Linked DNA regions of Homo sapiens: region 2 is linked to region 1. A link is an interaction called in ENCODE POLR2A ChIA-PET data of the cell type or tissue named here. Cell type or tissue: PC-9. All regions are shown on one strand. Links, peaks and the distances in the headings refer to the core of each region. The heading gives the core; the rest is flanking DNA. Region 1 overlaps ATP2C2 (ATPase secretory pathway Ca2+ transporting 2). Region 2 overlaps ATP2C2 (ATPase secretory pathway Ca2+ transporting 2).

The links. ChIA-PET counts read pairs that join two places held together with the same protein. Peaks named below come from ENCODE experiments on the same cell type or tissue, not always from the same donor. Only the 100,000 strongest peaks of a DNase experiment are listed, where the experiment ranks them.
Region 2: POLR2A ChIA-PET joins it to region 1 with 12 read pairs; 2 of 35 experiments call an interaction of 5 or more read pairs at or near these places.

Annotation. Positions count from the first base shown.
Region 1 is chr16:84,442,050-84,455,810 of GRCh38, reverse strand. ATP2C2 (ATPase secretory pathway Ca2+ transporting 2) reads right to left here. Exons shown (of 27, transcript NM_014861.4): 15 at 13,212-13,301; 16 at 9,381-9,482; 17 at 7,122-7,278; 18 at 3,720-3,890; 19 at 2,576-2,673; 20 at 2,440-2,490; 21 at 827-993. Among named protein-coding and RNA genes, the nearest start is that of ATP2C2-AS1, 18 kb to the left of the region's middle. In PC-9, for the core only: no CTCF peak of the experiment used is centred there; no DNase peak of the experiment used is centred there.
Region 2 is chr16:84,392,088-84,409,063 of GRCh38, reverse strand. It overlaps ATP2C2 (ATPase secretory pathway Ca2+ transporting 2), which reads right to left. Exons shown (of 27, transcript NM_014861.4): 2 at 10,455-10,565; 3 at 3,820-3,936; 4 at 570-659. Among named protein-coding and RNA genes, the nearest start is that of ATP2C2, 32 kb to the right of the region's middle. In PC-9, for the core only: CTCF peaks have their summits at 11,510 and 11,713 (motif pointing left); DNase peaks (open chromatin) are centred at 12,303 and 12,843; H3K4me3 peaks cover 1,630 bases; H3K27ac peaks cover 1,886 bases.

The sequences.
Region 1 (13,761 bases), core at 4,213-12,212:
GGTATTGATGGGACGTATTTCAAAATAATAAGAGCTATCTATGACTTTTTTTTTTTTTTCTAAGTGTGTTAAGGCTTCCTATGGCGAATCAACTGTGGAGACACCTTTGTAAAGTGCACGATCCACCTAGCCTCAATATTTGTTTATTTGGATTTTTTGTATCAGGCTTAAAAAGTTTTCCCTCACCCCCAACTAACCACTGCGATTAGCTTATGAGGAGAGTCTCAGAACTAATTAAAATTAGGAAGGTAAATGTATTAAGAAAAAAATACAGAAAAGTGAAACAGAACAAATAGTTTTGTGCAAGCCCCAGAACCTAGAGAGCACCTCCGTGGTCAGCGATGGGGGTGTTTCTGCCCAGGTCTCTTTGCAATGCCTGAGATATATGTATCAACACGCAGGCCTCAAACGGAAGATGTTCATTTTAATCCTTTCTCACCCCACACTCAAGTGTGAGCACGTATTTGGCCACAGGTTTTCCTTACATATTCAGCTGCTGCCCACCAGCCTGAGCCAGGCGGGCATTCCCAGTACCACATGAAATGCACCCACAGGCAGCAAATCCCATCTCTGCTTCATATCCGTAACATTCCCCTGGGGGCAGCATGTGACTAGCCCCAGGCATCATGGACCCCATGACCCTGCTATGAGAGGCTGTTGGTACTTGGGGTTGGGGGCACCTGCCACACTGACGAGCCCCGAGATTCAGCTCTCCCTGGGGACTCCGCGAGACCCCCCCCTCTATCTCCACAGTAGCAGGTTCCAGGGAGAAGCTGGTGACCCCAGGCATTTTTGCAACTGAAAAACAACCAGAAGGGCAGCTTACATGATGGCTGAGAAGTCATCATCCACCAGGATCATGTTGGCGGCCTCTTTGCTGACGTCCGTCCCTGTCTGCCCCATGGCGATCCCAATGTCTGCAGACTTCAGGGCCACTGCGTCGTTCACCCCATCCCCAGTCATGGCCACGATCGCCCCTGACTCCTGCAGAGCCTTTGGAAAGAGCAGGCAATGAAGGCCTGCAGCCTGACGACCACCTCCCAGTGCCCGGCCATGCACACCCTGTGGCCAGCCACAGACACCTCTGTCTGGAGGGCACCCGGAATTCGAATCCCAGCTTCACCCACATTAGCTGTGGGAATTGGGCGAGCCCTTGACCCTCTTGACCTCAGTTTCCCTATCTGCAAAGTGGGAGCAACAGTTTCTTCTTCCCAGGGCTGTTGTGAGGCCCAAACTGAGATGACGGATGTGACGGTGCCCAGCACGGTCAGTAAAGGCTCATAAAGGTTATCCAGTCCCAGTAATAAACAGTAATCAACAGTGCGGCCCTGGAAACCATGGGGTACCTGGTAAGTATTACTACCTTCTTTGAGGAGTAACTCACATAGGGATTTACTCTGTAGAGCTAAAAATAACATGAAAGAAGAAAGCCCGTCTACTAAAAGAGCTCAAGAGCAAACTTTCAGAGCACAGGCGAGAAAACCAAGCACATTTTCTACCTTTTTTTGGTATTCAGAGTCAGAAAAATCACATCAGCTCTTTATTGGGCTCCTGCTGTGTGCCAAGAGATTCATGGGCCTGGCTTTGTTTAATTCTCTACCAACCCTGTGAATCAGCTGACGGCATTAATAGTTCCCCCATTTTACAGATGAGGAAACGGAGGCACGGAGTTGAGTAAAAGGAATAAAGCCAAAAAGCACCCAGCACTTTGGGAGGCGAAGATAGGCGGATCACCTGAGGTCAGGAGTTTGAGACCAGCCTGGCCAACATGGCGAAACCCTGCCTCTACTAAAATTACAAACATTAGCCGGGTGTGCTGGTGCACACCGCAATCCCAGCTACTTGGGGAGACTGAGGCAGGAGAATCGCTTAACCCTGGGAGGCAGAGGTTGAAGTAAGCCGAGATTGTGCCACTGCACTGCAGCCTAGGTGACAGAGCAAGACTCCGTACCTACAACCCCACCCCCAGAAAAAAAAAAGATAGCTTCTCTTTTAGTTTTTCCCTCTACGTTATCCAATTACAGCTCCCAGTTTTCACTGTATGTAGCAAAGGTCCCCCAGTTCTCCCATCTTCTTTAAAATTATCCCCAGGTTTGGTGGGGCTCGTGTCCGCCCAGCTACAGATGACACTTCCCAGCATCCCCTGCAGCTAAACCTGGGCCCGTGACTGTGTTCTGGCCAAGGGGCTGTCAGCGCAAGTGTTGCTGGCAACTTCAGAGCCTCGTCCTCTCCAAGGGAGCTGCCCACGCGCCCCTGCTCAACCTCCTCCCCTCCCCCTGGCTATGAAAAGGTAACTCCCGGGGCAGCTGCCCTGGACCTAGAGAAGGAAGCCACGGTCGGGCCCTGCACTGTCACCCGACGGACGCATGAGCTCCTCGAGCCACAGTGTCTCTGGCCCGGCCCCAGCAGCGCAGCCTGTGCCTGCCTTGCCCAGCGAACCTTGATGATTTTGAGCTTGTGCTTTGGGCTGGTCCTGAAGAACACGGACACCTGGACACGGAGACGGGGAAGACGAAGAATCAGATTTCAAAGCTGTGACCCAGCCCCACTGCCAGCCAAGCCTCCGGGGACCCACCTTCCCCACGCGGTCGGCCAGCTCGCCCTTCTCCACGCTGTCCACCTCCTCCCCGGACATGGCTTGCAGCTTCCCGTTGCACAGGCCGATGTTTCTTCCTTCAGAAGAACCTGTTCTGAGGGCCTGCTCTGAGGCCCGCGTCCCCACCCCTCACTCCCGGCCCCACCTCGGCCATGGGGAACACCAAGAATAAAACCATGCTGGAGACGGTTTACTGAGGACCTACCATGCTGCACGGCCTCGGTTCTATCCACAGGATTAACTTACACCAAACGCCTCATTATCCCCACTTTAAAGATGGGGAAACAGAAGTGACTTTGCCGAGGACACACAGCTGGTAAGGAGTAACACTGGAACCTGACACGGCTCTGATTCCAAAGCCCGTGAACCTTTTCCCAGCACCAGGCTGAGACCACCCATATAATAGTAACTAGAGGGGCTGGGCGCAGTGGCTCATGCCTGTAATCCCAGCACTTTGTGAGGCCGAGGTGGGCAGATTCCCTGAGTTCAGGAGTTCAAGACCAGCCTGGGCAACACAGTGAAACCCCGTCTCTACTAAAATACAAAAAATTAGCTGGGCGCGGTGGTGGGTGCCTGTAGTCCCAGCTACTCAGGAGGCTGAGGCAGGAGAATTGCTTGAACCCAGGAGGTGGAGGTTGCAGTGAGCCAAGATTGCACTACTGCACTCCAGCCCAGGCAACAGAACAAGACTCCATCTCAAAAAAAAAAAAAAAAAAAGTAACTAGAGGAGAAGGGCTGCTAGCCCTCTATTGATGAAGAGACTGAGGGTCAGAGTGGTTCAATGGTTTGCCAAGGGTACACAGCTAGAGGCAGAAGGCAGACTGAAACTGTACATGGCCATGATGCTGCCTGTGAAGACAGCGGATGAAAAGCCCCTGACACACAGTAGGTCCTCAGTATCCATGAGAACTTCCCTTTTGCAGAACCTGCCAACATTTCAGAAACGAGAACACCTCAGAAATTGGAATGCTGGCACACGAATACTCAGCGTCTTTTCTAAGCCTGTAGGGCTAGGCGTGAGCACTCCTGACCGAGTTTGCGGAGGCTTCCCTTTGGTAGCAGCCCCCCATCGTAAAGGATGGATGGGTCCTTTCGTCCTCACCCCCGACCCTGTCCCAGTTACCTATGGCCAAGGCCGTCTCCAGGGCATCCCCCGTTATCATCTTCACAGACACACCAGACTCGGAGAGAACCTGGACTGCTTCCTTCACGCCAACTCTCGGGGGGTCAATGATGCCCACAAGACCGAGAAACGTCAGCCGCCCCAGCTCGGGCCCAGAAGCCAGGGCCAGCACTGAGGAGAGAGGGGGAGTAAGGAGGGGTCACCGGGGGCTTAGGGGCCGTCGTTTTTTGTTGTTGGTTGTTGTTGTTGTTTTTTAAGAGAGTTTTGTTCTTATCGCCCAGGTTGGAGTGCAGTGGTGTAATGTTGGCTCACTGCAGCCTCTGCCTCCTGGGTTCAAACCGTTCTCCTGCCTCAGCCTCTTGAGTAGCTGGGATTACGGGCATGCGCCTCCAGGCCCAGCTAATTTTTGTATTTTTAGTAGAGACAGGATTTCACCATGTTGGCCAGGCTGGTCTCAAACTCCTGACCTCAGGTGATCTGCCCACCTCAGCCTCCCCAAGTGCTGGGATTACAGGTGTGAGGCAACGTGCGCAGCCCTTTGTTAGCCAGCCCCCACCATGGCCCAGATCCTCCTCGGTCTGCAGAGGGCTCAGGCAACAAGTCCCTAGCCTGAAAGGGAGGGCAGAGATGCCTCCAGCGGCTCTCAGGCCTGCGCAGGTGCACAACAGATGGAGAAGGAAGCCAGAAACAGCTGCATAGCAGAAAATACCACTGCTGTCTGCTTGATATGGTTTGGCTGTGTCCCCACCCAAATCTCATCTTGAACTGTAGCTCCCATAATTCCCACGTGTTGTGGGAGGGACCCAGTGGGAGATAATTGAATCATGGGGTGGTTTTCCCCACAATGCTCTGTGGTAGTGAATACATCTCAGGAGAGCTGATGGTTTTATGAGGGGTTTCCCCTTAGGCTTGGCTCTCATTCTCTCTTGCCGGCTGCCATGTAAGACGTGCCTTTCACCTTCTGCCATGATTGCAAGGCCTCCCCAGCCACGTGGAACTGAGTCCATTCAACCTCTTTTTCTTTGTAAATTACCTAGTCTCAGGTCTGTCTTTATCAGTAGCATGAAAATAAACTAATACACCACTCATGGTATAAGACCCACCCCACTTCCCAACAAAAGTGGCTGCAGAAACCTGTGAGCTGGCCCAGAATGGGACATGTGAGGTGGAGCAGGATGGGACGTTTCTAACAGTTCTTGCCCTCATTTGCTCTGTGCTAACTCATCTTGTCATCTCCAGCAGTCTTGGGGGCGCGGTACAGAGGTTAAGAAAAATTGACAGGGGAGCAACCCAGCTGAGGGGACTCTTGCTGTGAGCTTGCCCTGGGCCTTGACTCTGTTTCTGTGGCACAGAAGCCAGGCCCAGCTCCTGCCCCTGGGTGATCTGAGAGGGGGTGGTGTAAGAACATCCTTGCCCCCTCACTGACACCAAAGATGGGGCTGGCATGCCTCCTACACAGTCATGACACTGCGCCAATGACGCTGGCGCCCTTCCTCCCCTTTTCCAATGGTCCCCTCCCCTCCCTGAACCTGGGCTTTGCCAACCCAGGAGCATCCCCTGCTTCTAGTGGCCACCTAGTAGCGCTCTATCCCAAGAGGATACTCCTGCCTCCGTGCTCCCCTCACCCCAACTCTCCTTCCCTCTCCGTGGGGTTTTTCATCTTCCCCTGGATGCATGTGGGGTGGGGGGTCTCAAAGCCCAAGCCACTCCAGGGGATCTAGCAGGTTGGGGGCCTCTCTAAGTCACTCGGGCACTGTCCCAGGCCTGCCAGGCAGCAGGCATCAGTCCACGGTCACCTGCTGAGGAATAACATCCCAGACTAAACACAGATTGGAAAAACGCACAGGCCTTCTCTAAGGCCAGTTCCCAGGTTGTAGTTTTCCCAGCCACAGGTGGAAGACAAGTCCATTTGTAAACAAAAAAGGACCTGCGTGTACACTGGGGGAAGACAGGAAAAGGTCTCACTGCTCCTCCGCCACTGACCCGTTCTCATTACGCTCTCCCGCAAGGCCTGGAGCAAGTCCCTGGAACGCGTCATTACGCTCCGCAGCAGACATCCGGGCGAAGGCGCTGGCTGCACTAGGCAGGGCTGTGTCACCTGGGCCGGCTCCTCTGCCCGGTGGGGATTCAGGGCGTGGCCTCACACAGGCACTTAACCTGGTGCCCAGCACACAAGTGGGGCCCAAGTGCCAGGTGCAGATTTAGAGGCCAGTGCCACGTGGGATGTTTACTTACTAACGTGTCCACTCTTAAGTGAGCCATTTCGTCAGCAGAGGCGTGATGTGACAAGAACAGGGAGCTACTGAATGGCTTGGTCGTATCAACCATGACAAAAGCAGCTGCCACCCACGTGCCAGATTGTCTCCCAATCTCTCCACTGTGCAGGAGGGACGCCACAGCCCCGTCGCTGGTGTCAGCGAGGTGAAAAGGACCTTCTTATACCAGCCCCTCTCAGATCACCTGGCTCGCAGAAGCTGGGCCTGGCTTCTCTGCCACCGAAACAGAGTCAAGGCTCAGGGCAAGCTAAGATGGGATTCACCGTCTCTTCCAATCCTCACAGCAATCAATGAAGTCACTGCTCTCCTGCCTTCCTTAGGCATATGGGGAAACTGAGGCACAGTATTTACCTGTAAGCCTATTGTAGACCCAGCGCAACACAAACCATTTGGGGGGGCAAAGTGCCAATGCTTTGGGGAACGCTCCCCTCACTCGGGAAGAGGGGACACGTGCTCGGCGCTGGCTTCACTGTGCCCCAGAAAGCCGCAAGGGTCTCGCCCCGTACACCTCTGAGCAAGCCTGCCAGCAACCTACAAACTCTGTTCCCCGAAGGGGAAAACCAAGGCTCCTGAGCCAGTAAGGCCAACCCAAAGCCTCTCACTTTCCCCCAAGGGAATACCAGTGCTCAGGAGCACTTCTAAACGCTTCCTCTGTAACTGGCCAGGGTGACAAATGACACCAAGGGAAATGTGAGATTTAATGTTCAGTTCAGCCCATCAGGGATGGCACTGGCTCTGCTGCAGAAAATTGAAAATGGCTAAGGGAAAAAATATGTTCCTTGACTGAAAAGAACTTCGGGTTTTCCTGACAAGAGGCAATGAGCAAAAAGACCTATTGGGAAAATCAATGTTTGGGGTGCAGCCCATTCACCTGCCTTAGGAAACTCAGCAAGGGAGGGTACCCTCTTCTCTGGATTAATGGGGGTCACTAAGGAACTGGGATGAGGTGGGGACCTCTGTGCCTTTCATGTGACCATCAGGTTCCAAGCACACATTATTGCCGTCAGCATGCTGCCTGACTCCTTGGGACGGGTGACCTCCTTGACTAGGGACCCTGCTTGAATGCACTTAAAAGTCAATGTTACATGCAAGCTTAAAGCTCTGGGCCGGGACCACAGGCACTGACCCCGCAAACCGAGCGACCCCATCCTCTTCTCTTCCTGCAGGCAGAATGACCTCTGCTGGGGCGTCAGCGGCAGGGGGATGCCCCCGTTGTTGTACATGGTGCAGTAGCGGATCACCTCTTCCAAGGCCCCTTTCATGAAGTAAATGTCTTCCTGATCCTTAGAAAAGACAAAGGGAAGAAATCCACTATCACTGGAAGCCTTGGTTCATACTGACCATCACCCCACTCTGCACAAGGTTACAAAGACACACACGGGGATCTTTGCAGCGGAGTTATTTATCATAGGCTGGTGCTGTTCACAGGTGCTGGACAGGTTCGCGAAGTTCTAGAATCCATCCATGGAACGTTTTGCAGTCCAGAGAAAGAACAAGGCCAATCTTCAACCTGTACTACCCTTGTTCTTTTTTCAGTTCCCTTGTTATGGTCACTCAGAGCGTCTTGTATGTTTCATGCACGGGAGGTATCATCCCAGCTGGGACTGTGCCTTTGGGGGTGTGATTAACTGGGAATATTTCCATTAGACTGTTGCCTCCCTAGGGCAGCACCAAGTCTATTTTGTACCCACCCCCAGCACTTGGCTTGTAATAGTGAAGCCACATGAGTAGCTGATCATTTTTCCTGTGTTTTTCTTAAGCTCTGTCATGACAAACATGTAGACTATGAACTCCACGGGGGGAGGCCCTGGGTCAGTGAGAGTCACACTGTACCCCTAGCCTCAATACCGGACATACCTGGCTCACGTGGGTGCACAGTGTGAATGTAACACTGTTATAAGATAATATAATATTAATTATATATGTTATTAATATGTAATTAACATATTAATGTTATTAATAAATATAATATTAATTACAGATGTTAATACATTAATTATAGTACATATGTATTGTATATTATTTATATGTATTATATTACATTATATTATTTATATGTATATTATATATTATATATAACTAATATATTCTTATACAATTATAATATATATTACATAATATATATTAAATAATATATGTAATATATGTAATATATATTACATATTATATAATTAATATGTTAATATAACAAGCTTATATTAACCAACACAGACATCTAAGACATAATATTAAAAGAAAATCTTAGGGGGAAAAAGCAAATTACACACACTATAAATAGTGACCTTGTTTTGAAAATACCATCCAGATGTTGTCGTTTGCATATTTAAAATCTGCAATGCTCCATCCCAGACTTAAAATAGAATTACCTCTGGGTGGGTGGTGGGGAGGGAGGGAAGAAGGGTGGAATGAAAGAAGCTTTCATTTTTATGTCATATTTCTATACTTTTTCAATGAGAATATATTACCATTGCCTTGCAAGGGAAAAGATTTAAAGGTCTAAAAGTTTTTTGAAAATCTATAATCCCTTCTAAGCCCCTGAAATGTACATGTGTCCATCCATGCACAGGAAGGGCCTGGCATGAGCTGGCTGAGCTGCCCACAGCCCTGAGTGGGAGCTGAGCAGTCTGCGTGGGCAGACATGATAGATTCTAGAAAGAGTGGGAGGGAAGAGGAGGGGTGGAGAAAACGGTAGAAGGCAACAAAAACTTTAAAAAATAGCTTTTAAGGAAAATCTGAAAAGCCACAACAAATCTGAAAAGAAAATTTTAAAAATCAGCTGTAATGTCCACCCGGGGTGGCCATAGCTTGGTATGTGTTCCTCTAGCCAGGGACAACACGTGTGCACACGCTGATGCACCACACAGACACGCCTTCCGTACTGAAGGATTTGCTCCCCAGTATGACGGGGAGATGAGCTAAGAAGTATAAAAAACTTAGCACAGGGCTGCAAAGAGAGGACTGGCAAGTTGGCGACTGGTGTTAGCAGCAGGGCCTCAGTCACTGGATTACAGGCTGGTCGATCTCAACATTTGCACCTGCATCAGAATCTGCAGAAAATGAAGGTTACTGGGTCCCACCCCTGGACCCTTCGACTCAGGAGGTCTGGCATGGAACCTGAGATTCTGCATTTCTAATAAAGTCTCGCGTGGTAACAACCGCTGCTACTCCAGGGACCCTGCTTTAAGAACTTCTGTTTTAAACAAAAAGCCAGAAGCAGACCCAAGAGAATCAAAGGTATGATGGTGATTAAGTTTTTCCATGTATTTGGAACGTCACAGAAGCAGCCAGGAACTTTCAAATTATCCTTGAAGTCTGCATTTTGCTTTATCTCTGGGTGGGGGCCCGGGCAGAAAGAGAGAAGAGGTTGAAGATTGAAAGGTCTCACCTCAGTCTTCAGACTGCATTTCACCGCCATCCACTTCTGCTCTGAACTGAATGGAATCTCTTTTTTTCTTATATATGAATTTTTAATATCACTTAAGTCCATCTAGCATAATAAAATGACACATTTTTAGTGAGTCATCCGAAGCCAATCTCTATACAAAGCTCAGTCCATTTAAATTATTCATTGTTCAAACCACCTCTGGCAGATAAGAAATCCAAGCATTTAGCACATAGAAAAAAGGCCATTTCTCTTGGAATGTCCCACCTAGAAAAAAAAAAAAAAGTCTCTTCTCTTGGCTGAAGGGCAGACAAGACGGTCTTTGCAACAGCTTCTATCTGAAATCTGCTTAGAAACAAACCTGCAGTGTTTCTGCCGGGAGGAATGTTTCAGACTTGAAGGTGTAGCAATTTCTCAGACGGAACCCCCTGAGTCAGTGAGACAGCCCTGCGTCCAGAACATGGGGTCCTTGCCAGCCCCCCGTCCACAGCCTGGGGTCCTTGCCAGCCTGGCCCTTTGTTGCTCTTTGGTGGCTTTTGGATCAGTGATGTGACAACTCAGAATCTCAGTTTCCCCAGGTGTAAACCAGTCATGACCCATGCATCCCACTGTCCCACAGGGGGTGAAAATGCGGTGCAGCAGGGGCACAAAAAACTACTCCTTTTACGTAGAAAGTGCAGATATGCGTACAATACAGTGTATCTACCATATTAAATTTCATGGGGAGGGAGTGGGGTGATTAGGGAAGAAATGCCTAAACCATCTCCTTAGTGGGGTTGAATTGTACCCCACAAAAGATATGTTGAAGTCCTAACCTCGGAACCTCTGAATGTGACCTGATTTGGAATAGCGCCTTTGCAGATATCGTCAATTTGAGGCTATTAGGGTTGGCCCTAAGCCAACATGACTGGATATAAGAGGAGGAAGGCCGGGCATGGTGGCTCATGCCTGTAATCCCAGGACTTTGGGCAGCCGAGGCGGGTGGATCACGGGGTGAGGAGATCAAGACCATCCTGACTAACATGGTGAAACCCTGTCTCTACTAAAAATACAAAAAGTTAGCCAGGCGTGGTGGCAGGCGCCTGTAGTCCCAGCTACTTGGGAGGCTGAGGCAGGAGAATCGCTTGAACCTGGGAGGCGGAGGTTGCAGTGAGCGGAGATCAAGCCAGTGCACTCCAGCCTGGGCAACAGAGCGAGACTCCGTCTCAAAAAAAAAAAAAAAAGAGGAAAACGCTGCGCAGAGGCGTGGCGGGGAGCACCTCGTGACAGAGACAGAGCTTGGTGTGAGAGACCAAGGCAGGGATGCGTCTGCGAGTCAAGGAACGCCCGGGGCTGCCAGTAACACCCAGAAACTGGGAGACGGAGCCTGGCCCTGCTCACACCTTGATTTCAACTTCTGGCCACAGAGCTGTGTTTCAGTGTGTTTTGGTTACACTAAATCACCAGCCAGTGGTGTTTTATTTCAGTAACCCCAAGACCCTAATCCAGGAGCAATAATGGAAGAAAAGCCCGGGAACCACTGGCCTGGCCTCAGTGCCATTTAGAGCAGGTGAGACAGGTAAGAACCACAAAGTGCTTGCCCCATGCCTGTCACACAGGCAGCACTTCCTACATGCCAGCCAGTGTTTGTTCTGTATTCCAAAATCTTAAGCCAGGCCCCAGGAAAAAGGAAAATTATAACACATCAAGGAAATCTCTTCTGGGTGCTGGAACCTCTCTCCTCTCTAGGCTGCAGGGACGGCTGGTGGCGGAAGCAAGGTGACACATGGGTGTCATTCCTGCCAGGCGGTCAGGCCGGCACCTTCCCTTCTGGGCGGCGAGGAGTTGTTGAATGGGGCAGACTCAGCACTATTTTAAAACGGGAAATGAGCTCCATTCACTATTACAGACATTGCAGAGAGAATTCTCTTCTGTGAATGGAAGAAAAATAATACGATGTCATGATTTCTGTTTGTTTTTTTGAGACGGAGTCTTGCTCTGTCACCCAGGCTGGAGTGCAATGGTACGATCTCGGCTCACTGTAACCTCCGCCTCCTGGGTTCAAGCAATTCTCCTGCCTCAGCCTCCCGAGTAGCTGGGATTACAGGTGTGCACCACCATGCCCAGCTAATTTTTATATTTTTAGTAGAGATGAGGTTTCACCATGTTGGCCAGGCTGGTCTTGAACTCCTGACCTCAGGTGATCCACCTGCCTCGGTCTCCCAAAGTGTTGCGATTACAGGTGTGAGCCACTGTGCCCAATCTTTTTGTTTTTTTTTTTTTTTTTTTTTTGAGGCAGGATCTCTCTCATCTAGACTGGAGTGCAGTGGTGTGATCATAGCTCATTGCAGCCTCAGACTCCTGGGCTCAAGGGATCCTCCTGCCTCAGCCTCCTGAGTAGCTGGGACCACAGGCATGCACCACCATGCCCAGCTAATTTTTATATTTTTTGTAGAGATGGGTTTTCGCTATGTTGCCCAGGCTGGTCTCAAACTCTTGGCCTCAAATGATCCTCCCGCCTTAGCCTCTTAAAGTGCTGGGATTTGAGCCACTGCACTCAGCCTGTAATGACTTTCCAATGTTCTTACACTGGGGAAAAGCACCTGATCTACCAACACGGGGGCTTATGAGAGGGCGACCACCTCTCCCCCGCCCAGCACCAGCTTTGGGAAGGCAGTGGTGTGGGAGGTTGGAGTCTTGCACTGGAGGGAGGGACAGGTAAGCTGATAACAGAAGGCAGTGAAGTGAGCCCTGGTGCTCAGTGATGGGACAGGTAAGCTGAAAATACAAGGCAGTGAAGTGAGCCCGGGATGAGGAGAGGTGTCTGCTGGGGTGGAAACTGGAGTGAACTTGAAGAGAAAGTCGGCACTCGCCAGTGAGAACAGGCAGGAGTGGTCAAAGTCCAGGAGGAAGCAGGAAGGGAGGGTGAGTGCAGGGGCCAGGCTCGGCGGCAGCGAGGGGTCCGTGCTGGGGGATGAGCACCCTGAGTCGGGCTTTTCCCTTGACCTTGATGGAGAGGGTTCTGATCACACCCGAGTCAGAGACAAGTCACACAGCAGAAAGCACGGAGCGGGTCGGGGAAAGGAGCTCCCACAGTGTCCAGGGGAGCCCCAGCTCTGGCTGAAGAGGAGGGACCCAGGCCAAGTGGCCATGGAAACAGACGTGGGAGCTGACCGGGGCCACCTTCTTCCTTCCTTTGCTCCCTCCTCTTAACCTCTGCCGGCCCCTCCTTTCCCATGTCCTTTGTCCTCTCTTCTCCTTGCTTTCCTGTCACCTGCATTCCCAGCCCATGTTTTCTGCCTCTCCTTCTTCTAACTTGTCCTCTGAGCACAGAATGCAGCAGGCCCCCATCAGCTCCCACCCATCCCCTCCACACTGCAAGCAGCCACTTGGTACCTGGTGCTGGGTACAGAATGGCCTGGGGCAACCCTGCACAGCCACAGAGCTCAGGGTCTAACACTGAACCCCGGAGTCAATCGAATACATTCCCAGGAACCAGCCCCTCCCAGTGGTGCCTCGGTGAGCACAGGGTCGTGTTGGGTGCATAGGGAGTCTCGTTCCACTGTCTGTCGCCTCAACACCTGACCAGGGCCTGAACCACAGGGAAGCTCATAGGATTCTTTTGGAATCGCTGGTGGAGGGATTAGAGACCTGCAGAACTTGCTGAAGTCCCGTGGAATCTCAGAGCTCACCTCCTCCACCACCAACAGATGGCCCAAGGCCAGTGTGGGCCATTTTCTTCCATGATTACCTAACGTCCCCACTCCTGTTAGCTCAGACAGGAGCTGGCTTTCTACCAATGAATCCAGCCCCGAGCGAAAGAATTCCCCGCAGAGCCACCCCAGGACCTCCTACCTTCATCGCCAGGGCCATCAATGCACCCTCGGTGGGCTGCCCCATCACGGCGTTCTTTCTGATGACCGCATTGTTGGCAACACAGCCCGCCTAAAAGGGGATTGTCCGGACATCTGTAGTTAGTACTGGGCTCATGAAAAAGTTAGACATTGTGGGCCTGTCCCATTTTTACAGCTGGGGTTGTGGGGACAAGACTTGCTCTTTAAAACAACTCAGCGTCCCGGCTTTTTAAAAGAAACATCGTGACTATTTCTTGGCTGTGCTGAATGTTGGTTCCCATAAAGTTATCATGAGGGAACCCAGCAGGGAGGCAGGTGCACGGGTGGTGACGAGTGTGGGGTAACGGGGAGCGACCGATAATGGGGATGATGGCATTTCCACTTGGGGTGACAAAGTATTCTAGACAGTGGTGAAGTTTGCACAACTTGTGAACAAATTGAAACCACTGAATTGTGCACTTTAACGGGGTGAATTCATGGTAGATGACTTCTACCTCAATTTATACATAAATATTTAAAAAATGAAAAAGAGACAAGCAAAAAGAGTGGGA
Region 2 (16,976 bases), core at 7,646-15,645, 50 kb after region 1:
TTGGTGGTTGCCAAGGGCTGGTAGGAGCGGGGACAGGAAGTGACTGTCTGGTGAGCACAGGGTTTCCTTCTGGGTGATGAAAATGTTTTGGAACTAGGCAGAGGTGGTGGTGGCACCATATCATGAATGTACTCAATTTCACTGAATTGTTCACTGTGAAATAGTCAATATTTTATTATGTGAATTTCATCTAAATAAAAAAAAAATGAGTGCTCAGTGGTTACCTCTCGGTAATGGATCAAAGGTGTTGTTCTTCGGAAGGCAAATGTGCACAGCCCAGGCTCTATTCCCCTCATCCCAGGGTCACGGGAAAGGAATTCCCTGCAACACTGCTCTAGCAAAGACCCAGAAGCACCTGTGTGTCCAGCAAGCAAGCAGTGGCCGAATAAACCAGGGCACCTTGATATTAGGGTAAAGAAGGATGTGGATTTGCTTTCCTTTCTTTCTTCTGTATGCTCCTTTTTCCCCCCTACAGCAAACTCTTTTTTTTCTTTATATACAATAACAAGCAGAGACTCAGCAGACCTGTGGCTGCCCGCCCGGGAGCCGAGCGCTGTCAGGGAACTCACCGTGGCGATGCTGACGGCGTCCTCATACTCCTTGGTGAGGACACTCACCAGGGCAGAGCCCAGCAGCAGCAGGATCAGGGGGTTCTTAAACTGAAGAGGAAATAACAGGGTGGGGCACGTTCTTTAGTCTCAGGGACCAGAATGGGTTTCTTACTGTGCAGAAGTTTGTGTGACAGGGGTCTCAGTTCAGGGCCAGGCTTCCAGGTCAACACCATGGTGACCGAGGGCTGGGGAGACCACCCCCATGCAGTGGTCCTCCTCTGCCTGGAACTCCACCCAATTGACCCTCCCAGGTCCCAGTACTGACCCCCTGAAGACACCGGCCTCAGCCCTGCCTTTGAGTTCTTGGTCTCGCCTCTCCACATCTCCATGACGCTCCAGGCCGGGACTTTCGGCAAGATGCCAGTCCTGGCTCAGGACGGCCAAGGATCCTCTCTCACCACACCAGCTCCCCAAATCCTGCACATCCCAGTCACCAAACTCAGTAACAGCCTGCTCCTGTAACAGCCTCTAGGGACTCCAATGATGTCCCTCTCTAAAACAGCCGTTCCCAAAACTTCCTGAGAAGATTTTTACTTTATTTTATATATCTGCCCTTTCATTTCAGAGACATCTCATGGTAGCTCATGTTACAGAGGATTGAAAAGAAATGCAAACACATAAAACCGGATTCAGAAGGCAGACCAAAGATCAGGATAAGGAAGAGAGTTACAATATCAACAAGGGCTGGGTGCAGAGGCTCACACTGTAATCCCAGCCCTTTGGGAGGCAGAAATGGGAGGACTGCTTGAGCCCAGGAGTTTCAGTCCAGCCTGGGAAACACAGCAAAATCCCATCTTTACAAAAAAATGAAAAAATGAGCTGGGCATGGTGAGGTGCACCTGTGGTCCCAACTACTCAGAAGGCTAAGGCAGGAGGATCACTGGGGCCTGGGAAGTTGAGGCTGCAGTCAGCCGTGTTTATGCCGCTGCACTCCTGCTTGGACACCAGAGAAACCCTATCCCAGAATATAACAATAATAATAATGCACCTGGTCTGGGCACCTTGATTCCCAGGCTGCCAGGCTCCTGTCCCCTCAGGGACTCTGCACCCTGCCCTCCAGCGACGCCCTCCATCCACATCCTCACATGGCTTTCCGTCTCATTTCACTCAGATCTCTGCCCAGATGCCACCTCCTCAGAGCACCAGCCTAGTGCCTCCCTGCCATCCCGTCCAGAGCCTTACGCCGTGCTAAGGTAGAATTCCTAATGGTGAGACTCCTGAGACAGAGGAACAGGGCTGCCTTGTGAGGTGATGAGTTCCCTGTCACTGGGGGAAAGATAGGAGAATCACAACACTTGGCATGCAGGAGGAACTCAACACATGTAAGGAATTAATAAGGGAGAGCAGACAGAACCCGTATACGCAAGGGCAGGAAAACCCAGCCGTCAGGAGCTCCCGTCCAGTCCTACAAGGATTCCCACAGATGCATTGCTGAACCGACAAGCTATAAGATGAATGAGCAGGTCCTCTGCTCTCAAGAAATTTAAGAGATTTCATTTTGGGGAACACCCTGGCTGGAGGCTGGAGGAGGATCCTTGGTGAGAAGGAAGATGTTCACGGTGGGTTTCGACAGAGCAGAGGGGAACGAGGAAGGAGGATAACCAGGGGAAGTGGGGGAGCGGGTCCTAGTGGAAGGGGTGCCAGGGCAGAGCAAAGAGATCTCCAGCCGCAGAGGGGAGCTCCTCCCTCACAGCCCATGTCTCGGCCTCCTTCCCTGAACCCCAACTTCCGGGAGCCTCCACTGCCTCTTCTCAGCCCTGCAGTTTTAGGAAGCTTCTGGGCTAGCCAGAACCACCTACATACCCAGAAGCCTATTTTGCTGCCAAAACGCATCGATGAATAACATTCCCAGAACACTGAGAACTGAGCCTTGATCAGGGAGGGGACCTCAAGGAGAGTGGAGACAGAGGATGCTGCCCAGGGGACTGTGATTGGTTCCGGAATCGACCAATGGAGGAAGCTGTAAACACAGAGCCAATAGGAAGGCGGTTGAAGCCTGGGGCAGCCCAGGGGCCAGAGAATGAAGAAGGGGATGTCAGGGATGGGGCCAAGAGCATGCAAAAGGCTGGAAAAGGGGATCTAAGGCCATCTAAATGCCCTCAGGCACCTGGAAAATTCTGCCTGTTCACTGAGCCTTTCTGAACTGGTCCTGCAAAGGTGGCAGGGACTGCCGACTTCTAGAATGGAACTTGGAGCCATGTCAATTGCAGTTTTTTCTTTCCCCTTCTTAGTGGCTTCCAGGCATTTGATTGTGTGCCATTCATTCAGCACCGCGCCAGCACCGATGGCAGCAGCTAGCAAGGGAAGGGGCTCTGGGTGCAGCTCCCTGGCTGCACTGCTCTGCACTGCTCCTCACAGCTATGTGACTTTGGGCTCAGGTTACAGTAGGACACCCAGTAAAATCTAAATTTCAGAAAAACAAGGAACTTTTTGTTTTTAGTATAAGCACGTCCACTGTATTGGGACACACTTATACTAGAAATTGCTTCTTGTTTATCTATCTGAAATTCACTTTGGTTTTGTTGTTGTTGTGGAGACAAGGTCTCACTCTGTTGTCCAGGCTGGAGCACAGTGGCACAATCTCAGTTCACTGCAGCCTCCACCTCCTGGGTTCCAACAATCCTCCCACCTCAGCCTCCTCAGTAGCTGGGATTACAGGCATCCACTACCACATCCGGCTAATTTTTATATTTTTAGAAGAGACGGGGTTTCGCCATGTTGGCCGGGCTGGTCTTGAACTCCTGGGCTCAAGTGATCCACCCGCTTCAGCCGCCCAAAGTGCTTGGATTACAGGCACGAGCCACCACGCCCAGCCTGAAATTGAAATTTAACAGGGCATCCTATATTGTTATTTGCTAAACCTGGCAACTCTGGGGAAATCTTTCAACCTCTGCACTTCTCCTTCCTCATGTGCAAAGGCGGGATTAGGAGGAGGATTAGTAAGCGCATGCTTACTTATTCACTTACTCATATAGCGTGGGGCCCGGGGCCTGCTCAACTGTCTACGAAAGTGATCACTGTTTTTCCTGATCGCGGTTGCCTGGGAGTTGGTGATTTGCTCATGACTGATGCTCAGGCTGGCTGGGGCAGCGTGAAAGGGGCGGGAGCTGTCCAAGGATGCCTTCCATCAACATTGAAAGATGGAATGGCTGCCCCACCCTCGCTGGCTTATGCATGTTAATGCAAAGAATGACACCTCTGGTCCTACCTGATCCAGGTATTTCTTCCACACAGGTTCGCTGTTGTCAGCAACAAACTCATTCCAGCCATGGGCCAGCCGGCGCTGCGTCACCGAGAACTCCGACAGCCCAGTGTGTAAGTCCACCTGGAAGGAGAGGTCAGGCACAAGCTCACTCATGGGCGCAGCAAGGAATGAGGCAACAGGGTACAGACTCCCACTCTGAAAGGCAGCGGCTTCCATGATGGGCCAGGGACACAGGCTTGTCCACCAAGGTGCTGGGACTTGTTCAAAGACCCCGTGCAGATGGGGCAGAGAGAGGAGGAAAAGGCACAAGCCAGTGACCATTATAATTACAGCAGAAAAGACGACTCTGGTCTTAAATTTCAACAAATGGAAATGCAGCATAGACTTCCAGAAATGCAGAAACACATCTTTTCTTCTTAAAAAAAAAAAAAAAAAAAAGGTCTTGGGAATGTAAAATGGTGCAGCTGTTATGGAAACTGTGTGGCGATTCCTCAAAAAATTAAAAAGGGAGCTACCAGATCCAGCAATTCCACTTTGGGGTATATACCCAAAGGAACTGCTAGTGGGGCTCCAAGAGATGTTTGTACAACCATGTTCGTAGCACTGTTCACAAAAGCAAAAAGGAGGAAACAACCCACCAATCTTTCAAGGGATGAATGAATGCATGAAACATGGTGTACACACACAATGAAATACTATTTAGCCTGAGAACGAAAGAAAATGCTGACACGTGCTACAACATGGATACACCTTTAAGTTGAACCTTGAGGATGAAGTTAAGTGAAATAAACCAGTCACAAAAAGACAAATTCTGTTGATTCCACATATGAATTACATAGACTAGTCAAATTCATAGAGACAGAAAGTAGAATGGTGGGTGTCAGAGGCTGGAGGGAGAGGGAATGGGGAGTGAGTGTTTAATGGAGACAGATTCAGTTTTACAAGATGAAAAGAATACTGGAGATGCTAATGTAACCCGCTTTGCTGACTGTGGGTCTTAAGACCCTCCCATGAGAGGGTCCCACCCTATAATCTGGGGGAAGGAATGATGTCATGAAGCTTCCCTAAAAACCCAAAGATAGGATTCAGTGAGTTTTCACGTACCTGAACGTGGGGATATTCCTGGAGAGTGGCATCCAGGGAGATGTTTGAACAACCATGTTCATAGCAGCATTGGGCATGGAAGCCCTGCGCCCCTTCCCCCATTACCTGCCCTATGCGTCTCTTCATCGGTATCCTTTGCCTTTATAATAAACTGGTAGGGCTTGGTGGCTCAGGCTTGTAATCCCAGCGCTTTGGGAGGCCAAGGCAGGCAGATCACCTGAGGTCGGGAGTTCGAGAGCAGCCTTGTCAACATGGCAAAAGCCCGTCTCTACTAAAAATACAAGAATTAGCCGGGCGTGGTGGCATGTGCCTGTAATCCCAGCCACTCAGGAGGCTGAGGCAGGAGAATCGCTTGAAGCTGGGAGGCGGAGGTTGCAGTGAGCTGAGATCGCGCCATTGCACTCCAGCCTGGGCAACAAGAAGGAAACTCCATCTCAAGAAAAAAAAAAAGAATTCTGGAGATAGAGAATGGCGATGGTTGTGCAACAGTGTGACTATACTTAATGCAACTACAATGTACACTTCAAAATGGTTAAGGCCAGGCACAGTGACTCATACCTGTAATCCCAAAACTTCAGGAGGTTGAGGTGGGGAGATTGCTTGAACCCAGGAGTTCAAGGCTAGTCTGGGCAATATAGCATGATCTTGGCTCTACAAAAAAATTTTAAAAATTAGCCCATTGTGGTGGCAGACTCCTGTAGTCTCAGCTACTCAGGAGGCTGAGGCAGGACGATTGCTTAAGCCCAGGAGGTGGAGGCTGCACTGGCCCTTGATTGCAGCACTGGACTCGAGCCTGGGCAACAGAATGAGACCATGTCTTGGAAAAAATAACAAGGTTAAGATGGTAAATTTTATGTTGTGTATTTACCACATATCAGACATTTTTTTAAATAGGCCTGTCTTAAGAAACAAGAGTATTTTTTTTTAAAGGTAAACAAAACTGACAAACCTTTAGCCAGGCTAAGAAAAAAAGAGAGAAGAACCAAATAAATACAAACAGAAATGAAAAAGGAAACTTCACAAATTATATCACAGAAAGTCAAAGGGCCATTAGTGGCTACCAGGAGCAACTATATGCCAATAAATTGGAAAATATAGAAGAAATGGATAAATTCCTAGACACACAGAACCTACCAAGATGGAACCATGAAGAAATCCAAAAGCTGAATAGACCAATAACAAGTAATAAGATCAAAGCCATAATAAAAAGTCTTCCGGTTAGGAAAAGCCCAGGACCCAGTGGCTTCACTGCTGAATTCTACCAAACACTCGAAGAAGCGATACCAATCCTACTAAATAATTCCAAAAAACAGATGAGTAGGGAATACTTTCATTCTACGAGGCCAGTATTACCCTGATACCAAAACCAGACAAAGACACATTTAAAAAAGAAAACTACTGGCCAATATCACTGATGACTATTGATGCAAAAATCCTCAGCAAAATACAAGCAAATTGAATGCAATAACACATTAAAATGAAAATTCATCATGACCAAAAGGAATTTATCCCAAGGGTGCAAGGATGGTTCACCATACACAAATTAATGTGACACATCAACAGAATGAAAGACAAAAACCATATGATCATTTCAATTAATGCTGAAAAAACGTGACAGAATTCAACATCTCTTCATAATAAAAACCCTAAAAAAACTAGGTATAGAAGGAACATGTCTCAATGTAATAAAAGCCATATATGACAGACCCAGGGCTAGTGTCATATTGAATGATGAAAAACTGAAAGCTTTTCCCGTAGGATACCCACTTTTACCACTACTATTCAACAGAATACTGTAAGTTCTAGCTAGAGCAATCAGACAAGAGTAAAAAATAAAGGGCATCCAAATTGGAAAGGAAGAAGTCAAATTATTCTTGTTTGCAGATGATATGATCTTATATCTGAAAAAACCTAAAGACTCCACCTAAAGCTATTAGAACTCATAAACAAAATCAGTAAAGTTAGAGGATACAAACTCAAATGATAAAGATCAGTAGCATTGCTATATGCTAAGAGAAAGCAATCTGCAAAAGAAATCAATTAAGTAATCCCATTTACCACAGCTGCAAATTAAATATCTAGGAATTAACTTAAAGAAGTAAAAGATCTCTACAATGAAAACTATAAAACATTGATGCAAGAAACTGAAGAAGACACAGAAAAATGGAAAGATATTCCATGTTCATGGGTTGGAAAAATCAATATTGTTAAAATGTCCATACTACCCAAAGCAATCTATAGATTTAATCGAATCCCTATTAAAATAACAATGACATTCTTAACAGAAATAGAAAAAACAATTTAAAAATTTATATGGAACCACAAAAGACCCAGAATAGCCAAAGCTATCTTAAGGAAAAAGAACAACACTGGAGGAATCATATTACCTGACTTTAAATTATACTGCAGAGCTTTAGTAACCAAAACAGCATGGTACTGTCATAAAAACAGACACAGAGATCAGTGAAACAGAATAGAGAACCCAGATATAAATCCATACATCTACAGTGAACTCGTTTTCGACAAAGATGTCAAGAACATCCACTGGGGAAAGGGCAATCTCTTTAATAAATGGTACCAGGAAAACAAAATCTCCATATGCAGGAGAGTGAAATTTCACCCCATCTCTCATTATCAATAAAAATCAAATAAAAATGAATTAAAGATGAGGTGGACAGATTACCTGAGGTCAGGAGTTCGAGATCAGCCTGGTCAACATGGCAAAACCCCAGCTCTACCAAGAATACAAAAATTAGCTGGATGTGGTTGTGCATGCCTGTAATCCCAGCTACTACAGGAGGCTGAGGCAGGAGAATTGCTTGAACCCAGGAGGCAGAGGTTGCAGTGAGCTGAGATAGCGCCACCGCACTCCAGCCTGGGCAACAGAGTGAGACCCTGTCTCAAAAAAAAAAAAAAAAAAAGATTAAAGACTTCAATCTAAGATCACAGACTATGAAACTATCAAGAGAACATCGGGGAAACTCTCCAGGACATTGAACTGGGCAAAGATTTCTTGAGTAATATACTACAAGCACAGGCAACCAAAGCAAAAATGGATAAATGGAATCACATCAAGTTAAAAGGCTTCTGCACAGCAAAGGAAATCATCAACAAAGTGAAGAGACAACCCACAGAATGGAAGAAAATATTTGCAAACTACCCATCTGACACGGGATTAATAACCAGAATGTATAAAGAGCTCAAACAACTCTATAGGAGAAAACCTAATAATCTGTTTTTAAAATGGGCCAAAGATCTGGATAGACATTCCTCAAAAGAAGACATATGAATGGCAAACAGGTACATGAAAAGGTGCTCACCATCTGTGATCAGAGAAATGCAAATCAAAACTACAATGAGGTATCATCTCATCACAGTTAAAATGGCTTTTATCCAAAAGTCAGGCAATAACAAATCCTGGATATGAAGAAAAGGGAACCCTTGTACACTGTTGGTAGGAATGTAAATTAGTATGACTGGTGAACAGTTTGGAGGGTTCCTCAAAAAACTAAAAATACGCTGGGCGCGGTGGCTCATGCCTGTAATCCCAGCACTTTGGGAGGCTGAGGCAGGCAGATCATGAGGTCAGGAGATCGAGACCATCCTGGCTAACACGGTGAAACCCCGTCTCTACTAAAAATACAAAAAAATTAGCCAGGCATGGTGGCAGGCGCCTGTAGTCCCAGCTACTCAGGAGGCTGAGACAGAAGAATGGCGTGAACCCAGGAGGCGGAGCTTGCAGTGAGCAGAGATCGCGCCACCGCACTCCAGCTTGGGTGACAGAGTGAGACTCCATCTCAAAAAAAAAAAACAACAAAAAACTAAAAATACAACTATTATATGATCCCCAGTCCCACTCCTAGATACATAACCAAAAGAAAGGAAATCAGAATATTGAAGAGATATCTGCACTCCCATGTTTATCGCAGGAGTATTCACAATAGCCAAGGTTTGGAAGGAGCCTAAGTATCCATCAACAGACAAATGAATAAAGAAAATGTGGTACATATACACAATGGAGTACTATGCACCCATAAAAAAGAATGAGATCCTGTCATTTGCAACAACATGGATGGAACTGGAGGTCATTATATTAAGTCAAATAACATAGTGACCTCCAGACACAGAAAGGCAAACTTTGCAGGTTCTCGCTGATTAGTGGAAGCTAAAAATTAAAATAACTGAACTCATGGAGATAGTAGGATGGTTACCAGGGCCTGGAAAGGGTAGTTGGGAGAAAGTGGAGAGGGCTATGGGTACAAAAAATATAGTCAGAAAGAATAAATAAGACCTAGTATTTGCTGGCATGACAGGGCGACTGTTGTCAAAAATAATTTAATTGTACATTTTAAAATAACTCAAAGAGTGTAAGTGGATGACTTGTAACACAAAGGATAAATGCTTGAGGTAATGGAGACCCCGTTTGCCCTGATGTGATTATTATAGCGTATGCCTGTATCAAAGTATCTCTGGAACCCATAAATATGCACCTACTATGTACCCACAAAAATTAAAAATAAAAAAGAAACAGTAGCTAAAACAATTATATTGTGCCCAACTCCATTCAAGCTCTTTCTGTAAACAAATTCGTTAAATACAGCTAATTTATGAGTCAGTCATAATGGAAGGAAACTTTGTTGTTCTGGTCGCAACAAAAGTGTCCTTGTTTTTAAAAAGCCAATAACAAGAAAACTGTACTTGCTGGTAGAGGAAACGGGGAGAACAGAATTGATTTCTAGATTCTTTTGAATAGTGAAAGAAAATCTAGCTCATTTTCTAGCTAGGGATAATATGCAGGCAGAGAAGAAATACTTCCTCCCCCTCTCCAAATACTAATACACAGGACTTGAATTGAAACAGACTTGAGTTATTCTCAAGAAAAGACACTAGCTTCCAACTTCCTGAAATTGTAGTATGTGCCCTTTTCCTGGGGGCTTTTTATTTGCTTTCCCAAAATGTAGTGGTTCTGAGTATGCACGTGCACGCACGTGTGCACACACACACACTTGTGTGCAATGCAAATGTTTGTCTTGCACTGGCCAGGAATTAATTCAAACTCACTTGAGAAACTTGGGAGAATTTGGTTTTAGTACCTGGCAACTCCACGGATTATAAAAGACGACGGTGGGAATACCGGATGACCAAGAGTTTGGGCTTTCATGTGAAACAGCTGGACTCCACGCTGGGCTGTGCTACCTCTAACACTGGACTGTGCTACTTTCTGTGTCTCAACTTCATCTTCCATCCCTTTATGTTTTTGCCAAGAAATGTGAGGCTGAAGAGAAGCAGCGTACACAGAGTGTCTCAAAGGACGCCGTCTTCCGGTAAGGGCCTGGTGAAGACGAGCTCTACTGACAAGTACTGATATTCTACCTGTGGAATCTGAACCATTCAACATCAACAATATTTTCCAACCTTGATGATAAAATTGATAATAACACAGAATTTCAAAGCACTGTTCAGGGCTTTGTGTTGCTTTCTTTTAAACATAAAACCTTATCACAATTAGCTCCAGATGCAAATTCAATTCTTACACAAAACGCTCTGGCCAAATCCTCTTTCTGGCATTTGCACGCTTCCTTGGGGGGCAGGGCTGTCACCTTCTTCTCTTTCTCGATGGCTTTCAGCTCACTCTGTTCATCAATCTGTGAAAAGAGCAGGGTTGCTGTTTAGCGGATTGAACTTTTGTACTGATTAATTTTTAAATTTATTTTTTATTTTTATTAGTTTATTTTTTTGAGATGGAGTCTCACTCTGTCACCCAGGCTGGAGTGCAGTGTCATGATCTCAGCTCACCACAACCTCCACTTACCGGGTTCAAGAGATTCTTCTGTCTCAGCCTCCCGAGTAGCTGGGATTACAGGTACGCATCACCACACCCCACTAAATTTTTTTGGTATTTTTAGTAGAGACGAGGTTTCACCATGTTGGCCAGGTTGGTCTCAAACTCCTGACCTCAGGTGATCCGCTTGCCTCGGCCTCCCAAAGTGCTGGGATTAAAGGTGGAGCCACTGCGCCCGGCCACATGTGTTTTTTTTAAAGCATAAAACACACACACACAGTGTGCATATGTGTACAGCTCACAAACTAACCCTTATAACCAGCCCCCAAATTAAGAAACAGATATGACTGGTCCCCTGATGCTCCCTTGGCCAACCTACCTACCTGAGGGGTAACTGCTGTCATGGTTTCAATCCTCATAGATTAGGTTGGCCAGGGTTTGAACTTTATGGAAATGGTGCCATGCAGTATACACTCATACATGCTTTCTTGTCTGATTTCTTTCACTCAACATTGTTAGTGAGATTTATACAAGTGAGAATGCATGTAGCAACAGTACGCTAATTTTCACAGCAGCTTAGTATTCCACTGTATGAGTAGATCACATTGTATTTGTTCTCCTGTTGATGAATATCTGGGTTCCAGTTGTTAGTTGTTGGCTAATACTGATGCATCTATTTTTAAGCAAGTTTTTTTTTTTTTTTTTTGTCACCCAGGCTGGAGTGCAGTGGTGCAATCATAGCTCACTGCAGCCTCAACCTCCCAGGCTCAGGTGATCCTCCTGCTTCAGCCTCCTGAATAGCAGGACCACAGGTGCATGCTATTGTGCCTGGCTAATTTTTTAATATTTTGTAGGGACAGGGTCTCCCTATGTTGCCCAGGCTGAGCGAACTTATTTTACAGAATTGAAACTTGTAAGTGGACAGAGTAGGGCAACAATATACATATGTAGAATCCTGAACCTCGAACTTCCAGGATTCTCCATCAAGTATGCACCATATTGCAGAGAGTGCCTCCTACTGATGATAGGTGGTATCACAGCCTGGTTCTATGGGACATTTTAAATAACCAAAGAAAAGGGGAGGGGAAACACAACCAAGTTCTGGAAGTCCCAGCACTCTGTGTTGAGACCTGCGGGCCTGGAAAGAAGCCACGTGAAACACCTGGAGGCTTCGGGAGGCTTTGCTAATACAAAGGAGACCTCAGAAGCGGAAAAGTGTGAGGTATTTTTGCAAAACCATTCCTAGCATCCTGATACCCAGGATGTGATAATCATCTTTTCCTTTTCCACCAGGTTACTGGAAACTGGGAAAAAGGAAGCAGGAGAGGTATTGAGTAACTTCCTCCTTTAGCTGTAATAGAGATTGCAAATCCCACTCTTCCTTCTTGACAGCCGCCCTCCCCAACCCCAAACCATCTCCTCCCAAATGCCTATTTGCTTAGAAAAGCTGTGCTACCCACCTCGGTTTCATGCGGCTGCTTCTCACTCATGCCCAGTGCCCAGGAGCACAGCAGCGATTACGCAGATCTTTAAGCAGGCTTAGCCATCCATTGGGAGCCCTCCTTAAGTCAACATTGCATTCTTTGTAGAGTTACTTCAAAGAAAAATGTGGATTGCACAAGACTTTTCCCCCCATTCTCAAGATCTGCTCCCGTCGTACCAAATAAAGTGCTTGATTCTTGCGCACACCACAGGTGGAGGCAGGCTGGGCACTCCCCCCATCCCCCACACTCACTCAGCTGCCCTCAGCCTTGCCATTTGTGACTCACTACACCGAATTCACTTTTCCTTTTTTTTTTTTTTTTTTTTTTTGAGATAGAGCCTCACTCTGTCACCCAGGCTGGAGTGCAGTGGTGCGACCTCGGCTCACTACAACCTCCTCCTCCCGGGTTCAAGCGAGTCTCCTGCCTCACCCTCCCCAGTAGCTGGGACTACAGGCACGCACCGCCACGCCTCACTAATTTGTTTTTGTATTTTTAGTAGAGACGGGTTTTCACCAGGTTGGCCAGGCTGGTCTCAAATTTCTGACCTCAGGTGATCTGCCTGCCTCAGCCTCCAAAAGTGCTGAGATTACAGGCGTGAGCCACTGCACCTGGCTCGAAACACATAAATCCCATCTCACACACACACACACACACGCCCGATGCTTGAAAACACTTGCAGAGATTCCAGTGCTCTCAGGATAAGAGCCCAATTACCTTCAATGTGACTGCCCAAAACCCACACATGCTACAACATGGATGAACCTTGAAGATGTTATGCCTGGTGAAATAAGCCAGACCCGAAAGGACAAATCCTATAGGACTCCAGTTACAGGAGGTCCCTAAAATAGTCAAACTCACAGAGACAGAAAGGAGAGCAGAGGTAACCGGGCTGGGGAGTTAGTGTTTAATGACTACAGAGTCTCTTTGGGAAAGATGAGAGTTTTGGAGGCAAATATTGGTGATGGTTGCATAACAATGGGAATATACTTAATGCCAGAGAGCCATACCCTTAAAAATGGTTAAAATGGTGAATTTTATGTTATGTATATTTTACCACAATAAAAATCCAGAAGAAAAGGGCCAGACACAGTGGCTCATACCTATAATCCCAGCACTTTGGGAAGCTGAGGCAGGCAGATCATCTAAAGTCAGGAGTTCGAGACCAGCCTGGCCAACATGGTATTTTGTAAAAATACAAAAATTAGCCAGGCATGGTGGCAGGCATCTGTAATCTCAGCGACTCTGGAGGCTGAGTCAGGGAGAATTGCTTGAACCTGGAAGGCGGAGGTTGCAATGAGCCAGAGTCAGGGAGAATTGCTTGAACCTGGAAGGCGGAGGTTGCAATGAGCCAAGATCATGCCACTGCACTCCAGCCTGGGCAACAGAGTGAGACTCTGTCTCAAAAAAAAAAAAAAGATCAAAGGCACCAATTCCCCTGCCTTTGAGGGCAGGACTAGCATGTGCCCCCAACCTTTGTCACGTGCTCTGGACATCTGAAGGCCCAGGGCTGTCCACCCACATGTCCCTGGGGAATGAGCTAGGTGGATTGAGGAAGTCATGGGGTGACAGGGTGCCATGCTGCAGTGACACTGGAGGGGAGAGGGGGTTGGATGCAGAGACCTCCCTCACTCCCCTGTGTTTTGTGACTGCAGGGGCAGAGTCCAGAGCCCAAAGGAGAGAGGACCCAGCCTCCGACTTCCCTCTGTGAGTAAAAGCCACCTACACACTCCCAGCTCTGTAACCAAGGGTACTGGAAACAGGGACTCTGCTCACAGCAGCACAGTTCACGAGACCCAAAAGTCAGACACTGCCCGATGCCCATCCACGGATTATGGAGAAGCAAAATGTGGTCCATCCAGACAGTGGAGCATCAACTCAGCCTCAAACAGGAATGCAATACTGACGCACGTGAATGTTGTTAAACTGTGGCCTCTGCAAAACCATTCTTTGAAAGCCTAACACCTGGTACACCAGAATGTGACTTTATCTGGAGGGCATCTTTACAGAAATGATCAAGGTCAGATGAGGTCAAATATGAGCGATGTTCTTGCAAAAAGGAGAATTTTGCAGAGATAAACATGCACACAGGGAAGTCCATGTGGAGACACAGGAGAAAACCCTGTGATGATGGAGGCAGAGGCTGGAGTGACGTGTCCATCGGTCAATGAATGCTGGGGATTGCTGGCCATGATGGAAGCTTGAAGAGAAGCGTGGAACAGATCCTCCCCTGGAGCCTCCAGAGAGAGCACAGCCCTCCTGACTCCTTGAGTTTTGACTTCTGGCTTCTAGAACTGTGAGACAATACATTTAAATTTAAGCCACCACATTTTTGGTACTCGGTGACCATAGCCCTGGGAAACACACTTGCTACAACACAGATGAACCTGGAAGACATCACACTAAGCGGAAGAAGCCAGACACAAAAGGCCACACGGTATGTGAGTCCACTCATAGGAAAGGCCCGGGACAGGCAAATTCGTAGGAGCAGAAAGCAGACTGGGACTGGGGAAGGGGGAATGGGGAGAAACTGCTAATGGGTACAGGGTTTCTTTCAAATGTTTCAGAACTGAATAGAAGTGGTGGTCACACGACATTGTGAGTGTACTAGATCCCATTACAATGTTTACTGTGAGATGGTTGATTTTGTTATGTGAATTTCACCTCAATAAAATAAGAATTTTGTTTTTCGTTTTTGAGGCAGAGTCTTGCTCTGTTGCTCAGGCTGGAGTGCAGTGGTGTGATCTTGGTGCACTGCAACCTCCGCCTCCCAGGCTCAAGCAATTTGATTCTCCCACCTCAGCCTCCTGAGAAGCTAGGACTACAGGTGTGTGTCATCACACCAGGCCTTTTTATTTTTTATTTTTTTATTTTTTTTGGTATTTTTAATTGAGACAAGGTTTTGCCATGTTGCCCAGGCTGGTCTTGAACCCCTGGACTCAAGTGATCCACCTGCCTCGGCCCCCTACAGTGCTAAGATTACAGGTGTGAGCCACCATGCCTAGCCTTTTTGTTTTTTTAAAGCCATTTACAAGCTACAGGCAGGAACTCCGTCCACCACTTAGAAACCGTCCTCCTGACTCTCTCCTGGGTCCCACCTGTGTCGGTCACAGCCCCCTCCACCCCCACTCCCCCCACACCCATAGCCTCCCATCCACTGGCCTCCCATCCTCTATCCTCCTCCCCTCTTTGCTGGCTCCTCCCATAAACATCTCAGCATGGGTTTCCACTTTAAACATAACCTCTTTTCTGGGCCTTGCATTGGAAATACACCTGCTCCTTCCTCATTTGCCAACATCGAGCTTTTAGAAGGAGTGTCTATACTTGCTGTCTCTATCTTTTCATTTCCTATCCACTTCTCAACCGACTTCAGCCAGATCTCCAGGTCATTTCGGTGTTTCAAGGCCACCGGGACATAGCCCTGGACCCAATACATTGTAAGTGAGGGCTTGCTCTGCCTCAGTCCAGTCTCGTGACAGTCAGGAAACAGAGTCCCTGGGTTGGTGACTGAGCTCGTGGACGCTGCCACTCCTCGCCCTGCATTTGGGAGACTCCTACCTGGGATGCTTACCTGGGCACCCCCCTCATCTCCTTAAGAATGCATAGGGGCCCGGGGGCCTAATCTGCCCCGGGTTGATTCCAATCACACAGCTCCATAATCTAAATGGCACTTAATGTATCCTTTGTTGAAAACAGGATTGTCCACTCTGTTTCCAGAAACTACAGACTCTGGTACGGCCCCCATCCCTCTACCCAACCCCAAACACACACTCACTTCTTCTCTCCAAGTGGGCCCGTGCCCGCTGCTGATCAGGACATTGCCATGACCCAGAATGGCCCACCTTGAAGCTGAGGCACTCAAAAACTGGAAACAAACTCAGGGTAAATCGTGAGGAAGGTTGATCAGCCATGATGCACCTACGCTGTCAGGCAGCCAAACACATCTCCTGAGTTGCACCAAGCCTCCATTCTAGGCCCACCCACCAGTTGACAGGAAATACTGGAGATAATAGACACGTTGAATGACACCATGGGGACATGATCACTAGACTGTGGGAACTGTAGGACACACAGCCCGGCCTCCCCAGCATGTAAACTACAACAAAAACACAAGAATGGGCCGGGCGCAGTGGCTCACGCCCGTAATCCCAGCACTTTGAGAGGCCAAGGCAGGCAGATCACCTGAAGTCAGCAGTTCGAGACCAGCCTTGTCAACATGGTGAAAGCCCATCTCTACTAAAAATATAAGAATTAGCCGGGCGTGGTGGCGGGCACCTGTAATCCCAGCTACTCAGGAGGCTAAGGTAGGAGAATCACTTGAACTCAGGAGGCAGAGGTTGCAGTGAGCTGAGATCACGCCACTGCACTCCAGCCTGGGCAACAAGAGCAGAATTCCATCTCAAAACGAAAAACACAAGGATGAAACGTGCAGACGCAGAGAACCATCAGAGACCCCAGCCAAGTGCAGGCTGGGACCTCACTTGAGTCCTGATTTGAATAAACCAGCGTGAAGCAGTGTTTAGGAGCCCAAGGGAACCTCAATATTGGCCAATATTTGATTTTCTCTAATTGTTAATATTTTATGATATGATAATGGTAATTGTGATATTTTAAAGAGTTCTTCTCTTTAGCCATAGATATGCAGAAATATTTATAGATGAAATGCTAGGAAGCCTGAGATTTGTGTCAAAACAATCTGGGGTAGACAGGAGTCAAGATTGGCTCCCCTCATTGGCACTGGGTAACAGAGTCATGTGGGCTCATTCCATTATTCTGTCTATTTCTGCATATGA